4 separate regions of the Homo sapiens genome follow, and regions 2, 3 and 4 are each linked to region 1. Evidence: chromatin contacts called from ENCODE Hi-C or POLR2A ChIA-PET data. All regions are on one chromosome and are shown on one strand. The core of a region is the stretch at or near the end of the contact, and the rest is flanking DNA. Distances in the headings are between cores, read along the strand shown.

What was found. A loop is a pair of places that touch in the nucleus more often than their neighbours do. ChIA-PET counts read pairs that join two places held with the same protein, here RNA polymerase II (POLR2A). Pooled maps may share reads with other maps.
Region 2: a loop to region 1 is called in a map of CD4-positive, alpha-beta memory T cell, with 16 times the contacts of the local background. The contact joins the promoter of MALT1 here to the promoter of MEX3C in region 1. A Hi-C loop is called at or near these places in 1 of 168 maps with a recorded cell type or tissue (CD4-positive, alpha-beta memory T cell), 1 of 37 single-sample maps with no recorded cell type and 9 of 50 pooled maps. POLR2A ChIA-PET finds 5 or more read pairs at or near these places in 1 of 52 experiments (T-cell).
Region 3: a map of CD8-positive, alpha-beta T cell shows a loop between it and region 1 (34-fold over the local background). The contact joins the promoter of NEDD4L here to the promoter of MEX3C in region 1. A Hi-C loop is called at or near these places in 2 of 168 maps with a recorded cell type or tissue (CD8-positive, alpha-beta T cell and naive thymus-derived CD4-positive, alpha-beta T cell) and 6 of 50 pooled maps.
Region 4: a map of B cell shows a loop between it and region 1 (27-fold over the local background). The contact joins the promoter of NARS1 here to the promoter of MEX3C in region 1. A Hi-C loop is called at or near these places in 4 of 168 maps with a recorded cell type or tissue (B cell, CD4-positive, alpha-beta T cell, CD4-positive, alpha-beta memory T cell and 1 more) and 13 of 50 pooled maps. POLR2A ChIA-PET finds 5 or more read pairs at or near these places in 3 of 52 experiments (B cell, CD8-positive, alpha-beta memory T cell and activated T-cell).

What each region holds. Positions count from the first base shown.
Region 1 is chr18:51,196,221-51,199,014 of GRCh38, reverse strand. MEX3C (mex-3 RNA binding family member C) reads left to right here and starts at 1,334. Exons shown (of 2, transcript NM_016626.5): 1 at 1,334-2,448. The coding sequence starts at 1,695. RefSeq lists enhancers at 821-910, 2,709-2,794 and silencers at 1,111-1,640, 1,661-1,770, 1,911-1,990, 2,251-2,300, 2,321-2,370.
Region 2 is chr18:58,670,079-58,672,872 of GRCh38, reverse strand. MALT1 (MALT1 paracaspase) reads right to left here and starts at 1,408. Exons shown (of 17, transcript NM_006785.4): 1 at 1,021-1,408. The coding sequence starts at 1,229. It overlaps MALT1-AS1 (MALT1 antisense RNA 1), which reads left to right and starts at 1,000. Exons shown (of 2, transcript NR_164150.1): 1 at 1,000-1,404; 2 at 2,065-2,794. LOC105372146 (a long non-coding RNA gene) reads left to right here. Exons shown (of 4, transcript XR_935537.3): 4 at 14-260. RefSeq lists a silencer at 880-1,669 and an enhancer at 1,830-2,089.
Region 3 is chr18:58,042,813-58,045,606 of GRCh38, reverse strand. It overlaps NEDD4L (NEDD4 like E3 ubiquitin protein ligase), which reads right to left and starts at 1,381. Exons shown (of 31, transcript NM_001144967.3): 1 at 899-1,381. The coding sequence starts at 946. RefSeq lists silencers at 747-1,296, 1,317-1,686.
Region 4 is chr18:57,620,466-57,623,259 of GRCh38, reverse strand. NARS1 (asparaginyl-tRNA synthetase 1) reads left to right here and starts at 1,424. Exons shown (of 14, transcript NM_004539.4): 1 at 1,424-1,552; 2 at 2,609-2,691. The coding sequence starts at 1,543. RefSeq lists enhancers at 1,151-1,490, 871-1,575.

The DNA of each region.
Region 1 (2,794 bases), core at 85-2,584:
TCACGCCTGTAATGCCAGCACTTTGGGAGGGCGAGGCGGGCGTATCACTTGAGGTCAGGAGTTCGAGACCAGCCTGGCCAACATGGTGAAACCCCGTCTCTACTAAAAATACAAAAGTTAGCTGGGCGTGGTGGCACGTGCCTGTAATCCCAGCTACTCGGGAGGCTGAGACAGGAGAAACTCTTTTTTTTTTTTTTTTTTTTTTGAGACGCAGTTTCGCTCTGTCGCCCAGGCTGGAGTGCAGTGGCATGATCTTGGCTCACTGCAACCTCCACCTCCCGGGTTCAAGCGATTCTCCTGCCTCCGCCTCCCGAGTAGTTGGGATTACAGGCGTGCGCCACCATGCCCGGCTAATTTCTGTATTTTTAGTAGAGACGGGGTTTCACCATGTTGATCAGGCTGGTCTCGAACTCCTGACCTGACCTCGTGATCCGCCCGCCTGAGCCTCTCAAAGTGCTGGCATTACAGGCGTGAGCCACTGCAAGGGGAAGCTCTTGAGCCCGGGAGGCGGAGGTTGCAGTGAGCCAAGATCGCACCACTGCACTCCAGCCTGGGCGACAGAGCTGGACTCCGTTTAAAAAAAAAAAACAAAAAACCCCGAAGAGCTAAACTTCAGCACCTCCAGGCTGCTGATGTAACCATCCTGCCGGCAGAGAAGCCGGGCCAGCGGGGCGTGGGAGGAGCATTCCCGAGTCCGAGAGGGAAGGCCCGGGAGCCACGCGGCTCAGGAAACCGCCCCCGCGAGGGGATAGGAGGATACTGCGTGGCCCCTCCTTCCGTGACTCTTCTTAAGGCCCTTCCTCTGAAGGGGGCGATCTCTTCCTCAACCCAAGGAAACAATGCTCTCGAACCTATGCCTGCAGCTCTGCTCCAGGCCGCTCACACAGTGCCTTCCCTAAAAGAACTCAGCCACATGGGCTACAGGGATGAAGGGTTGGGGGGAAACAAATCCAGGTGTGCGCTTCGACCGCACGCGCCTGCGCCAAAACCCCGCTTGGCCCTTAGTTTCAGCCTCTGCTGCAGCGCCTTCGTCCGCCTCCTTTTTCCCGCCCCCGCCGGGGACGTCACAAAGAGTGACGTGTAAAGTGAACAATCACAGTCCCTCTCCGCGCGTGCCGGGAGGAATGAGAGGGAGGTGGGCGGGGAGAGGACGGAAGGAGTAGGCTTCGGGAACTGGCTGGTCCCGGTCACCCAATCAGAGAGCTCTGGGGAGGGGAGGGGCGGGGCCCGAAGGAGGGTGGGGGGTGGGGCTGGGGAAAGGAGTTGGAAGGCTGCGGGAGGAGAAGGCGGGCTCCCAGAGATTAAAAGCACCCAATCAGAGCGCGCCGGCTTCATTCGGAGAGCGGCGTGGGGCGTAGCCGCCGCCGCCGCGCGCGCCGGGGGCTGGTTAAGGCCATGAAACAAAAGAAACACTGAGAGGGGAGCCGCTGCCACCTCCACCAGCCCGCCCCGCCGCCGTCCCCACCCACCCACCTAGTTACCTACCTCTGCCTCCTTCCCCTGCCCCTCCACCCCGCCCTCTCCGGTCTCCGGGCGGCCCTGGCGCTCCTCGGCCCGGGTCCCCAGCCCCGCCGCCTCCCCAGAGGAAAGGTGTTTGCGAGCTGAGCAGGGCCCTGGCCCTGTCCGCCATGGGGCTCGCCGCCTGCCGCGCCTGACCCGGCCGCCGCCGCCGCCATTGACAGCGCGCCGCCGCGATGCCCAGCGGCAGCTCCGCGGCCCTGGCCCTGGCGGCGGCCCCGGCCCCCCTGCCGCAGCCGCCCCCGCCGCCGCCGCCGCCACCGCCGCCTCTGCCGCCGCCCTCGGGCGGCCCGGAGCTCGAGGGGGACGGGCTCCTGCTGAGGGAGCGCTTGGCCGCGCTAGGCCTCGACGACCCCAGCCCGGCGGAGCCCGGCGCCCCGGCGCTTCGGGCCCCGGCAGCGGCGGCGCAGGGCCAGGCCCGGCGGGCGGCGGAGCTGTCTCCAGAGGAGCGGGCTCCGCCCGGCCGGCCCGGGGCCCCGGAGGCGGCCGAGCTGGAGCTGGAAGAGGACGAGGAGGAGGGGGAGGAAGCGGAGCTGGACGGAGACCTGCTGGAGGAGGAGGAGCTGGAGGAAGCAGAGGAGGAGGACCGGTCGTCGCTGCTGCTGCTGTCGCCGCCCGCGGCCACCGCCTCTCAGACCCAGCAGATCCCGGGCGGGTCCCTGGGGTCTGTGCTGCTGCCAGCCGCCAGGTTCGATGCCCGGGAGGCGGCGGCCGCGGCGGCGGCGGCGGGGGTGCTGTACGGAGGGGACGATGCCCAGGGCATGATGGCGGCGATGCTGTCCCACGCCTACGGCCCCGGCGGTTGTGGGGCGGCGGCGGCCGCCCTGAACGGGGAGCAGGCGGCCCTGCTCCGGAGAAAGAGCGTCAACACCACCGAGTGCGTCCCGGTGCCCAGCTCCGAGCACGTCGCCGAGATCGTCGGCCGCCAGGGTGAGTGCAGGGGTGGGGAGGTCCAGCTGGGCATGGCCCCGGGCGTGGGTGGGGAGACGAGAGAAAGGAGCGTGGGACGGAAAAGGCGAACCCGGCGAGGCCCCCAAGTCCACCGCGAAGGGGTCTGGGAGGAGCCGAGGGTCGACCAGATGTGAAGATGGGTCACCTTGCGAAAACCCACGCTTTTCCGCCCGTCTTGCCTGGTAAAAAGTGTGAAGTTTCTCGGGCGACCCAGTCCGGTGGTGTTCACGTTACTTGGGCTGTATTCGTGGAACACCAGGCTGGCGTGGCACCAGAAACCTCAGTGAGGTGGTAAAAGGTCGGGCTCGAGGAGTTGTGGGTTCGC
Region 2 (2,794 bases), core at 159-2,658, 7.5 Mb before region 1:
TTCATTCTTTCAGGAGTGGACACTGCAGTTTCCAGCGTTCTGTGACCTGTAATAGTGCGACAGACTGAATGCAGAAGCACATAAACGAATCCAGCTCTGTGATTAAGCCAAGACATTAAAGAGATCTTCAAAATGAAAACCAATGCCACTTCTCTAATAGACTTTTTTGTTTTGGAAAATTTGTTTTTCCACGAAAGTATTATTTCTGTTACCATATAATGGGTTATTCTTTTTAAATAAATTAATATTTTTTAAATGTCTTAGCTTTAATTTCAAAGGTGGTAAATATCAGTATGTATTACATGTATGTATTATCTCTAACCCACATAAGAGCTCTCTGGGGTCCTCAATAATTCTTAAGAGGGTAAAGGAGTCTCGAGACCAAAACTTCAGGAACCCTAATACAGCCATTCCAAACCTAACAAGGAAAATAGTTTTACTTCGAGTTTCATGTTCATGGTGAAGTCAAGAAGAGAACGTGGTAACCTGGTTTGATGGAGGGAGATGATGAGTTCGGCGTCAGTCTTTCCCAATACCTTGCAAAATGTTCATGAATTCCTGCACCCCACCCTCTGCATTCATCACCTCGCCTGCGCTTCTTCCCAGCCTTCCTTAGGTCTCCCAGAGCAGTGTCCACATCCCTTTCTTTTGCATTTTAAGTCCTCTGGATGACTGCCCCATCCTAGGGGTCCCCTGACAGCTTTCCTTCTCTCACTATCCTCCGGGGTCAACCTCGACTTCTCCCTTTCACCAGGGGCGGGGGTGGGAACAGGGAGCGAGGCAGCCGCTGGGCCACTTTTGCCTCCACCCTCCAGAGCCCTGGGCCCCGCTCTCAAACCCCAGGCGTTCCGGGGAGCTGCTGAGTTCCGCTCCGCCTCAATGACCGAAGTCCTCCCCACCTCCGCTCACTCACGCCGGCGGCCCCCGCCGCGCTCAGCCCCACCGACAGCGCCCCCACCTCCCCACCGCAGCCCACCCCGCTCGACCCGCGCGCCCGGCCTGCCGCGGCCCTGAGCTCACCTGAGGCGGAGGCGCCCGCGACTCCCCGCCAGCTCCGCCAGTCTCCTCCAGCCCCGGCCCTCGGGCGCCTGATCCAGGAGCTCGCTGAGCCTCCGCAGCAGCGGCTCCCGCAGGCGGTTGAGGGTCGCGCCGGCCGGAGGGGCGAGCAGCGGCCCCGTGGGGGCGGCCGAGGGCGGCAGGGCCTGTAGCGGGTCCCCCAACAGCGACATGGCCCTCGCCGGCGACCCCGGACTGCCGGGGCTCCCGCCCGCCCCGTCACGGGCCTCGGCCCCGGGGCACCTTCCGCTCGCCTCCGAGCCGCGGAGGCAGGGGCGGAAGAACAAATCTGGCAGCGCGGCACGGCCCTCAGAGGAGGAAGCTCCGCTCCCCGCCCCAATTAGACAGGTTTGCCGAGGGGAGCCTGGCCTGCTGGCCGCGCCAGCCGCGCAAAGGGGCGGGGCACCCGGGGGGCGGGGCACGGAGCCTCGAGGGGCGGGACCTTGGGCCTCGAGGGGCGGGGCGGGGCTGCCTACTGCGTGCGTGCGGCTGCGCGCCTCCCTCGCCCTCCCCCGCGGTCCCGGGCTGGCCGTGGCGCGCGCTTCAAACCCAGCCCTCCCGAGCAGGAAAGGACGGGTGGGTGCAGCTGGAGGAGGAAGCGGTGGAGGAATTACGCCCCGGCAGCTCCTCTACGGCGGGGAAGCCTGCGGCGTCTGGGCTTCCTGAGACCGTGGGAGGAGGCCTGCGTACTCACGCCAGAGAGCGGGGCAAGCGGTTCTCAGTCGCCGGCTCCCGCCCGCAGTCCCCGGCGAGCGCTCTCCCCTGACTCAGGGACTTTCATGTGCCCGGCGACACACCAGCATCCTGCAGTGGGCAACCTCAGCGGACGCTTCCTCGTTTTAGGGTTAGATGTGTATGGCATTGCTAGAGGGAAGTAGTGCTGGAGATCCGGATACTTGAGTTGGAATTGGCCAAAATCTTTGCCTAGACTTTTAAACAATTACTACTTTGCAAACTGAGCTGTGGCATATTTAGGGCTAATCAGATCTTGGAAATGATTGTTTTTAGCAGGAATCATCTGGTTTACACCGCGTCAGACTGCCGCCCGCAATCTCCGTCATCAAAGCAGGCAACCCTGTAGAGGATGCCTTTCCCTGGAATGATCCGGAATGGACGACACCTGAGCTCTCTCTGCCAATCTTAGCAACATCCAAGGCCATTATCCCTTTGAAAACTATGGCTTCGTTTGGGACAAAAAGGAAGTAACTTACGAAATGTGACCAGTCAGGTAGTTCCCTACACGAGGCTTCCTGGCCCAATTTCTGTTGCCATTAGCTTTTCATCACCCAAGGCCGCAGGATTTTCTGACCAGTAATTTGGATACCTATATTCTTATACATGTTGGCGAGGTAGGTGCGCCATACAGTCTCCACCACATTCTAGCACAAGCAGTCATTAAACTTCACTCTAGCATAAGTTAAGAATTCAGACTGCAGTGAGATGGCTAAGAGCATGAAAGATCTGCTCGATTCAAGTGTTAGGAGCTTGAATAAGTTTCTTAATTTCTCTGCCTCATCTATTAACACAGGACTGACAATACAGTTTATATAGAGTTGTTGCCAGAATTAAAGGAGTTGATGTATGTGAAGCACTTAACTCGGTAACTGGCACATCGTAGATGACTCAGTAAATGCTATTACCCTTACACATACAAGTGCCGTTTCATACTCAGTTTGACTTGGCAAGCCTTTCCCAACCGCTTCAGGTGCCTTCCTGTTTTGTCCTCAATTACTGTACA
Region 3 (2,794 bases), core at 132-2,631, 6.8 Mb before region 1:
CCGAGCGTGGCTGGTCGAGAGAGGACTAGGCAGTGATTTAGCAGGATTGTTTCAAAAGGGGGGAGTGGGAGACACGGAAGAGAGAATGAAGGTAAAAACAAAGCCCTTTCCAGTGAAACCGACCGCCTGGGAGGCGTGGCTTATTCAGTCGCTTTATTAATAAAAGAGATCAATTAAGCTTTCCTCTCCCCACCCACCCTGGAGGTGCCGGGCTTTGAATCCTCGGGAGGAAAAAATGGCAGGGCTGCAAGCTTCCTCCCCAAGTTTCCAGGAGCACCTGCCACCAGCCTTGAACACCTCCCCCACCGAGGCTCCGAAATCCACAATCCTGGCCGTAGACTTTGCAAAACGAGGGGAGGGACACACGCAGCGTGTCCCCCATTCCCGCCGGGATAAGCACGCACAGGCTTCTGAGCGCCTGCTGATCCACACAATCATGAGAGAGAAAGTTCCAGGGGGAAACGATCCGGCTTCTCCGCAGTCCCGGGTCTCCAGCCGCGCGACCCAGACGTGACATGCATCATGGACTCCCGGGCTGCAGGGGCGAGAGGCGGAAAGTTGCCCAACAGCCCCGGGAGACGCTGCTTGGAGAGGAAGAGGGAAGAGAGGCACGCATGCCCCCTCCCTCTCCTCCCGAAAGCGAGGAGCTGCGGAGTGAACCCCCAGCTCCAAGGGCGTCGCGCCGCTTTATTTACAAACAATGAGCTCGGCTTGCGGAGGGTGGGGGGTGCGGAAGGACCCAAGCTCCCCTGGATCCCGCTCCGGGGCGCTCCCGCTTTGGGGCTCCCCTGCAGACGCTGGGCACGAGCACCCCGGGGACGGCCCCTTTCCCCTCCCCCTGCCGGCGCGGGATAGGAACTCCCCGGGGAGTCCCGAGCAGGAAGGGGGTGCCACTCACCTCGTCTTCGGAAAGTCCATAGACCGGCTCCCCGAGCCCGGTCGCCATGGAGCCGGCGCCCCGCGCGGGGTCTGAGGCGCTCCCAGCGGCTGTGCTGCGGCGCGGACGGCCGGTTCTCCCCTCTGCCTCCAGGTCCCCCCGGTCCCGCACCCTACCCTGCGCACGCCCTGCCGGGTAAGCGGCCGGGCGCCGGCAGGTGAGGGTGCCCGAGAGCGCGCCCTGGACGCTGCCGGCACCGCTTCCTCCCGGAAGGCTGCGGGACCAGCGGGCGGGCGGCTCCCGAGAGCGCGCCGAGCACCGGGCGGCAGCCCCGGCGCCTCTCACTGCGCGCGGCGGCGGCGCAGACCCGGCCGGGCTTTCCCTCCCCGCGACCCGCGCCTCCCTCCCGCCCCGCCGCTCTCCGCCCCCCTCCGAGCCTCCTCTGCGCTCCCGGGGACCCGGCTCGCCCGCCTCCTCGCTAGCGCCGTCCGGGCCCCCGCTCTCTCCGCCCCCTCCTCCGCCTCCTCCCACCGGCGCCGCGAGGGTACCCTCCCCGTTCGCCGGGGCGGGCACACGCGCCCCCCAAGCCAATCACAGGCCGGGCTGGCGAGCGGGCCGCGGGCTGCGGGGGTGGCGGAGTTCAGCCCCACGCCCACCCCGGCCCGGGGCCTCCAGCGCGGCGCGGCGGGGGTCACCCGGCCGCGGGGCGGATCCGCAGGGGCGTGTACTGGCGCGCTTGGCCGGCGCCGCCGACCCTCCCTCCTCTCCCGGTTTCCCTCCGCTTTAGGGAGGGGGCGGGCTGGACGTTTGGGGGCGATAGAGGATTTTGCGAACAATAACAAAAACGCCCTGAGCGTTTCTTCCTCCCGGTGGTCTTTTTACCGAGAGCCCTGAGCTCGCTGTTAACTGTGAAAAGGGGAAAAGATGGATGTTTCTAGACCCCTTTAAATTCTTTGCGGCCCCGACGAGCAGGACTTGGCTACATTGTCAGCTCCCGGGAGCGAGCCGCCCGGCCCGGCTGCCAGCCGAGGAGAGGCTGCCCCAGTGTGGCCGCAAGTCGCCATTGCCTGTGTCAACCTTGCAGGGAACAAAACCAACATAGCGCCCGCCCCGGTTACACACCCACCCACGCGAAAACAGACAGCATGGTTCTTTGAATAAAAAGCAGTTCATTTGTGAGCCGCAACGTGAAATATCAAACTCAAGCTTAAGGTTATCCTTTGCATATGCAAATGATCGAGACGTCTTATTAGCCACCGTAGGATTCTTCCCACCACCCAGCTACCGTTTCTCTAGCAAGCAGTTCATTTAATCCTTCCGATTTATAGGACTGCAAGAGACTACTTTAAATAAGTGAAAGAAATTCGTCAGTCGACTTTTTCGGAAGCCTTTCCTTAAATTTAGATGTTAAGTGCAGTTGGGAGTTCAAAAAGAAAACAGACGCAGAACATTCCATTTGCCTTTGAAAAGGAAACGTCAAAGTGCCTACTTGGGTATTACCAGGATGCATTTAGGATTTTCATTCAAGGAAGTTCAGAGAGAACTCGCGTGACCCGAAGGAATCATATTCCTCGTTGCCAGCTACATAACTAAATATCTGCTGTTCGCCCTGCTAGTTCGTTTTCAAAAGAGCCCACCCATGCTACCTTAAGCTCTCCTTTGCCTTCCTGCAGCATGACTGGCTTAAAACCTGTGCCGTAGAATGGGTTTCCTTTGACGACTTAGCCCCATGGAGTCAACATCCTACTCAGAAGCCTTCTCTAGAAGTCTTGAGCCGTCAAGTCCACAGTACTTACAGGCCACAAAACCCCCAATGAGAACTATTTATGGAGGACTATTTAAAAGTCAGATTTCTGTCCATTCTTTCAATACTGAGGTTTTTCAACCCTTTCAAACCTCGAGTCTTTAGACCGGGCA
Region 4 (2,794 bases), core at 175-2,674, 6.4 Mb before region 1:
CGTGCACCTATAGTCCCAGCTACTTGGGAGGCTTAAGTGGGAGGCTCACTTGAGCCCAGGAGTTCGAGGCTGCCGTGAGCTATGATAGCACCACTGCACTCCAGCCTGAGCAACAGAGAAGACCCAGTCTCCAAAAAAAAAAAAAGCCCACCAAAAAAGTAAAAAAAAGTTGAAAATGATGACAGACCCTTTATTAGCACCTCTTACATGCCCGGGCAGTGAATTTATATCATCTTTCACAAATAGAAAAACTGAAGCTCATTCAGATTAGGTAATTTATCTGAAGACACAGATAAACCCCTCTCAGCGCCTGACTCTCGGCGCAATCGGGATGTTTCGCAGCGGGGCAGGGGCAGGGGCCGGAGCCACCGCCATCGCAGCCCGGGGAACAACGGACTCGGGGAAGCCCGGCCTGGCCCTTCAAGTCCCGGGCCCAGCAAGGGCCAGGACCCTCCCTCCCTCCCTGCAATCGGTCCCAACTCGCTGAATGAAGCTCATTCAGTTTAGGTAATTTATCTGAAGACACACGGTTAGTAAAAGGCAGAACCCAGGTTTGTATTCCGAAGCCCTCGTTCTTTCCACCACATTATTATGGCCTTCCTAACGGTAATCCTTACAATTTTAAATGAACATATACCATAGCTCCTCTCCTGAACACCGAGGGACGCTGGCTCACGGAGTTTAGAAAGTTAACGCATCTGGCCGGGCGCGATGGCTCACGCCTGTAATCCCAGCACTTTGGGAGGCCGAGGTGGGCGGATCACAAGGTCAGGAGTTCGAGACCAGCTTGACTAAGATGGTGAAACCCCGTCTTTACTAAAAATACAAAAATTAGCTGGGCATGGTGGCACAGGCCTGTAATCCCAGCTACTCGGGAGGCTGAGGCAGAAGAATCGCTTGAACCCGGGAGGTGGAGGGTGCGGTGAGCCGAGATCGCGCCACTGCACTCCAGCCTGGGTGACAGAGCGAGACTCCGTCTCAAAAAAAAAAAAAAAAAAAAGGAAGTTTACGCAACCCGCTGCGTCCCCTCCACCGCCGCGCACCCCGTCTCGCAGCTGGCGCGGTGTTTGCTGGTGACATGAACTCAACCAGCCTCCACCATCTGGGGATCGGGGCGACATCCTTGGTCTGGTTTGCAAGAGGACCCGCACGCCTCCAGCTGGGGCGGAATTGGAAGATTCAGAAAGGAAAGTTGGGGAGGCGGGGAAGGAAGGGTGCAAAAGTGACACTGTGCCAGGGTCTCCAGGGCCGCGGAGCTCCGGGACAGGCAGCGCCTTCCGAGCTGCACAAACGCGTGGGGCGGGGCGTCTCTGGATCCGGAAGTTGCCTCTGCCCTCACCAAAGATGGCGGCCCCGGCGCCGCTCGCCCACCTCTCGTAACCAATGGAACCGCGGCGCTCGGCCGATTCTCGCAGGCGCCCTCAGATCTACGCTCTCTGATGCAACGCCGGAATCGCGGAAACCGCCGGTGCACGTTGGAGTCATAAGACGGCGTCGGTGTTGCAGTCTGTGTCCTTGGAGGTGACCAGGGCCACTGCAGGCATGGTGCTAGGTGGGTGAGACTCAGTGTATGGCGCGGTGTTCCCTGCCTGGGGCAGGAACTCTGCTCCAGTCGGGTTTCGGCGCTTTCCTTAGTGCCTACCAGAGTGGGCGCCCCGCGAATGTTTGGGGACCGATTGCAGGGAGGGAGGGAGGGAGGGTGCTGGCCTTTGCTGGGCCCGGGACTTGAAGGGCCAGGCCGGGCTTCCCCGAGTCCGTCGTTCCCCCGGGCTGCGATGGCGGTGGCTCCGGGCCCTTCCCCTGCCCCGCTGCGAAACCTCCCGATTGCGCTGAGACTCAGGCGCTGGGACGGGTTCAGACACAGGGTAGCCCCTACTCCTGCAGTTCTTCAAAGTGATCGTCAGGAAGGGGCTTTAGGATTCTAGTTGTTTTTCTCCCACCCTCATTTTTTTATTGAGGTTTCCGGGGAGACCATACTGTGCAGTAGGAAAAAAAAAAAAAAAAAGAGAGAGACCTGGATGGATGTTAACTGTTCAGACCTACTAGTTGTGAGGCCTTCTGAAATTTTCTAACCTCAGAGCTTCTGTTTCCTTTAAAGTCCAGAGGGAGCTGGTGTTTATTTGCCATCTCTACAAAAACTGGCACTGGGATATCTGATTTGTATGTGTTATTTTATTTCATCCTCAGCACAGCCTTTCAAGATGGGGATTGTTTTTCCTATTTTATAGGTAAAGAAATAAGCTCAGAAAGGTTAAGTAAATTCTCCAGAGTCACCCTGCCTTTTAAGGTACAAAATCCAACATTCCAGCGTATGTCTGATCAACTTCAAAGCCCATATTTTATTTTTGGGTGCCCAATTAGATAGAATAAATATCACAAATTAAAATGATCAGAGTTCATTTTGAAAACCTGGATTATTAACTAATGTTTTTATGAGATGGATGTTATTGAAATGGAGTGGGGAAATAACTAGGATATTAATTACTTATGGACCTCAATTTTTATTAATCGATGCTTGTTCTGTTTACAAAGATAAGGAATGAATAAAGTAGTAAGGTGACTAATAGTTAATGGCCAGACCATAACTTACCCTCATTTTGTCAAACAGCAGAGCTGTACGTCTCTGACCGAGAGGGAAGCGATGCCACGGGAGATGGAACCAAGGAGAAACCATTTAAAACAGGTCTAAAGGTAGAGTCTCTTCTCATTAGGAAAATGAGACTGCATTTATTAATGAGTTATGTCAATTTTCTTGTGACTTGCCAAGAACTTAATTTCAAACACTAGGTTCCAA